Regions from separate parts of the Homo sapiens genome. Here region 2 is linked to region 1. A link is a loop called in an ENCODE intact Hi-C map of the cell type or tissue named here. Cell type or tissue: CD4-positive, alpha-beta T cell. All regions are shown on one strand.

Region 1 (2,500 bases):
AATCTTGAGTCATCGTATTGATAATCTGTTCTTGCTTTTGAGTTGTGGCAGTGAGTTTCTGATTTCTCTCATGAAGTGATGTTATTTCTCGACGATATCCTTCAACATTATCTTGCAGCATTTCATAACTGGTATGAAAAAAGTAATTCTACAAGTAACTGAAATGATATCCTAGCTTAATCCCTTGAAGAAATTTCACAATAGCTTAACCCATTTCCCCAAATGCCCTGAGAATATTGTCTCTAATCCTAATGTAACATCATACATATTTCTGTTAAGTTGAATTCTGCTTAGAAATAACTCCAGGAACAGTTTTTATATTTTATTTTCACACTGAAAATCTGTCAGATTTGCCTCAACCTCAAACAGCATGCTTATGTAAAATTAAATGAGCGCTGGCAGCAAGCTGCACTTTTTTTTTTCTAAATGGGAAAGGGGTTAATTTTATGATTTATGAAGAAGTGGCTTGTGTAATAAGGTAAAACCTTCATTCTTTTTTCCCAATTCCAAATGTAGTGGTTCAAGTTCTAAGTAAGCAAAGTATTTCATGCTAAGTAACTTTTTAATCTTATTTTTAAAAAATCAATTATATTTAAAGTAATGACAATGCAATATTGATAACACCAGACACCCACTACAATGCAGTATACAAATTAAGTTATTATACAGGGTTAGTGATGGATTTTTGCTAATCCTTTTTTCTTCTATAATCCTCAGTTTTATTTTCTTATGTGCTTGAAAGCTGACATAATGGCTGGCTAGAGGTATCAACAGAGAAAAAAGAAGTGCTTTAATTGGGGTTGCTGAACTATTAGATGTATAGGGGTAACTGCCTGCAATATATCCTGCCTGCTATAAAACAGAAACAGTTTTATCATGTACTATATAAAAATAAATATTGTCCTAACAAACTAAACTAACAAGCATTCAATGAATTTAATAACAAATAATCATGAAATATTTATTATTTCTTTGGATGTGACCAAGAAAATTAATTCTCCTAAAACTACATAGCACTTGCTTCTCTTCTACCTAGAATAGAAAAGGTGGAATAAAATTTGCTCTCATTTCTCTCATCATCTGGTGCATTTTTAAAAGAATTAAGTCCTACCGAAACAAGTCCTTTAATCTTAGGAAGGTAAACTACCAACATTCCTCACATGAACTTCAACTTATTTTTATTTTATTTTATTTTTTTGAGACAGAATCTCACTCTCTTGCCCAGACTGGAGTGCAGTGGCCCCAATCTTGGCTCACCGCAACCACTGCCTCCTGGGCTCAAGTGATTCTCCTGCCTTAGCCTCCTGAGTAGCTGGGATTACAAGCATGCAACACTGCCGCTCAGCTAATTTTTGTATTTTTAGTAGAGATGGGGTTTCACCATGGTGGCCAGGCTGGTCTTGAATTCCTGCCCTCAAATGACCCACCTGCCTCGGCTTCCCAAAGTGCTGGGATTACAGGCGTGAGCTGCTGCGCCTGGCTTCAACTTATCAAACAAGCTAAACCCTTAGCACTGCCTAGAGAATCATTAATCAATATGAAAAAAATGAACTACCAGAGGTTCTCATTCTGGAACACAGTTCACAAAAAAAGCAACACTATTGCAAATTAGCTCTTGAATTTAAATGATTTGAATTGTAAAGTATAACATTTAGACTTAATTAATTTGAAACAAAAGAAAACTTACCGTTTAGAAGCAAAATCTAGCTGGGTAGAAATTTTGGTATTTTGTGATCGCAAATCTGTAACTTGTTCTTGAAGTTTCTCAAGCTGCTCATTTTGTATTTTTTCATTTTCTGCTTTTTCTTTTTTGTAGTTCTCAAAAATTTCCTGCAACTAAATATTGGAGATTATGAGAAGGTAACACTGTGTTCTCTAAAAACCTAACCCAGGACAAAGGTGTGATCTTTACCTGTTTAAGGGCAGCCTTAGCCTCTATAGCCTCTGTTGATTCAATAACAGGTACTGGAGCAGGAGTGGAAACAGTCTGTGATGTACTTGGACGTTTTGGAGTTGATGCAAGAGAAACATCATCTAAGCTTGAAGCTTCAGGAAAGTAAAGACTAATAAAATGCTTTGTTGGCTTTCATAAATCAGCTTTAATCTAATGCTTCTTTGCAAATACACTATTATCAAATAAACAAGCTAAACTTATTGAAATGAAACAATAAGATTATAGGAGTTTTTAAATAAGGAATCTACTAAACAATGTATTAAGATTTTTTGATGGTTATTAGAGATAATTCAGTATTTATGGGTTAAAACATAATCCATATTTATGTTTTATTAAAACATATCTGTTTTGGTCATTAAAACATAACCAAAATAAATACTGTAATTCATTGATTCTGAAATGCACCTTTTTCAACAATAGAAAGCATTTCTTTTTAGCAATACATAAAATAATGGTATGTTTTACAGTTGATGGGATGTTATAAGCAATTATATATGGTAGTCAAATTTGAAGCTACCATCATTAGAGTGGCTATTGCTTATGTTG
Region 2 (2,500 bases), 1.6 Mb before region 1:
TTCAGTTTATTCTTCTGTAAAAGGAATATAACAATACACTCATGACATTGGTGTGAAGACTGAGATATTAAATGTCAATTATTTAGCATAGCACTTGGCATACATATGAGATTGAAACTACAGCTATCATTTTTCCTACATACACATGATTTTTTATTTTGGAACAAAAACTCACCTGAAATGTTTCAAAACATGTTTAGCCATTTTGGATATTAATCTTTTTAGACAATATAAAAACACTTTCCTGTTTATCTGCAATACACTTATCATAATTCAACCTTTTCTGATGGACTGACAGTTATTACATGAGCAAATGCTATCTTGAGAACTGCAGACAGATGAGCAGGATACTGATAATTGGCAAATACTAGAATAGACAATTTGTAAACATTTAGAAAAGAACAAGGCATGGTAAGATAACTACAATATGAATTGGGCAAAGCTAGCAAGTTGAACATCAGATCATATGATCTATTTTATATTTTAAAATCATAAAAATACATAAATAAAAATACACAGGCATTAAAAATGTCTGGAAGCCTTTATAAAATTGCTAACAGTGGTAATCTTACGCAGTTAGGGGACAGTGTCTTAGCAAATATTTTCCTATTATTTTTGCCATTTACATTCTTTTCAGTAATTATGATTAGGAAAATACAGATATTTCCATTGTGAAAAGTGTGTGTGTATGTCTGTGTCTGTGTAGATGATGGTAACCTGGAGGACAGTGATAGTGCTTAGATCTATAGGGTAATAAACCACCACATGCAAAGAGCCTGTAACTGAAAGCTCTTGAGTGCAGTGCCACAAGGCACTGGTTGGGGTCCAACCAAAACTTCTTCCTAACAGTTTGGATGAAAAAAATGTAAGGTATGCTCATCTAAACTATAGATCATTGAAAACTGGTAGTTTAGCTAATGAGATTCAACCTCTAGACCAAAATCTAGAAACAAAACAAAAAAAGAAATTTTGCTGAGTTAAATATAAAAGTTCTAAGTTTACACTAAAAAAAAGAAAACTTGGCTGCTCAAAGGCAGGGTGGAGAACACTCATTTGTCAGCAGACCATACAGTTAAGTATGTGAAACTAGTTGATCACAAGCTCACTGTGAGCTGAACATAATAAAGCTCCTAAAAAATCTAAAGCACATCTAATAACACAATATGATGAAGAATGGTAGTTCTTAACCTTTCATTTGGCTAAAGACATCTGAGAGGCACAACAATCCCCTCAGGAACAGTGAGTCAATGAAGCAGTGGTCCTCAACTGGATAGAGGGTGGAAACTCATCAGCCTCATAGAACATTAGTGACCCTTTGCCTGAATACAGACAGTTATGGTGCTGTGTGCCAGACACATCTTGAGTATGGTTAATTCTGGATGTGATATTTTAAGAGTTATTATATATACTGGAATGCAATCAGAATGGGGCAATGTCAGTGGTAAGAGGTCCAGAAACAATGTCATAAAAGGAGTATTTGGTGGGGAAAAAAAGAAGGATGTTACACTTTGAAAAATAGAATTCTGAACAGTAAATCATGTCTTCCTCTGCAATTCTTCAACTTGTTACCTCTTTTGTATTTTAGAACATATCACATGGTTGTGATTATTTCTTTACACACCTATCTTATTCACTAACTACAAGTCATGGGAGTGCAGGGACTGGTTCTATTTTATCTTTCTACCCCACACTTAAGTGCAGTGGCTGGCATACAGTAGGTGTTTAATTATTGTTCTTTAATGAATTGCCAGTATAACATCATTGTCAAGAGCCAATCTGCCTAGATTAGAATTCTGACTTAATCTTACTAACTGTGTGACCTTAGGCAAGTTCCCTAACTTCTCTTTCCCTTGGTTTCTTCACCTTTAAAATGAAGACTGTAATAGTACACTTCAGAAAGCTGTTGTAAGGATCAAATTAGTTAAACACATAAAATGCTTAGAAGACTGTCTGGAGTATAGGAAACAGTCAATAAATGTTACAGGCAAATAAATACACAAGGTATCTGCTTTTATTTCTTGCTATTACTTGTATGCCTGCTTCCAGAACCTAACCATTTCTCATTAGCTGTGGTTAGGGATGGAGATTCGAAGCCTAATTAACCATTATCCGAACACTAAGTGAAGAACTAAGGGACAACTCTATGGGTAGATGATGAGTGCTGTGTTTCTCATGTCTTCAGTCTCACTGCCTGGAACTTCTTTTACATCTTTCTTCTTCTAATTCTTGGTTATCCTTCAGGACATAGGAGCCTTCAGGAACCCTTCGCTGACTATCACATCCCAACTTGTGCTTCATGCCCCTTTAATATGTTTCAAACACATATACAATGTTTTAAAAGTCTGCTTATTGGCCTGCCTTCAGTGATTCAAAGACAGAAAGGACTTATCTTCATATCTTTAATCCTCAAAAACTAGTAAGAGCCCTGGCACATAAGGGGCCTCAGTAAATATTTCTGGAATGAACATTTGCTAACCAAATGAACAAATAAGCTTCAGCA

The links. Hi-C counts contacts between places; a loop is a spot of excess contacts. Peaks named below come from ENCODE experiments on the same cell type or tissue, not always from the same donor. Only the 100,000 strongest peaks of a DNase experiment are listed, where the experiment ranks them.
Region 2: a loop joins it to region 1, with 4 times the contacts of the local background. A loop is called at or near these places in 3 of 110 quality-filtered maps.

What each region holds. Positions count from the first base shown.
Region 1 is chr1:186,353,723-186,356,222 of GRCh38, forward strand. It overlaps TPR (translocated promoter region, nuclear basket protein), which reads right to left. Exons shown (of 51, transcript NM_003292.3): 16 at 1,913-2,046; 17 at 1,688-1,836; 18 at 1-128. Among named protein-coding and RNA genes, the nearest start is that of TPR, 20 kb to the right of the region's middle. RefSeq lists an enhancer at 924-2,123. In CD4-positive, alpha-beta T cell, no CTCF peak of the experiment used is centred here; no DNase peak of the experiment used is centred here.
Region 2 is chr1:184,713,796-184,716,295 of GRCh38, forward strand. The region is part of intron 13 of EDEM3 (ER degradation enhancing alpha-mannosidase like protein 3); the gene reads right to left. Among named protein-coding and RNA genes, the nearest start is that of EDEM3, 40 kb to the right of the region's middle. In CD4-positive, alpha-beta T cell, no CTCF peak of the experiment used is centred here; no DNase peak of the experiment used is centred here.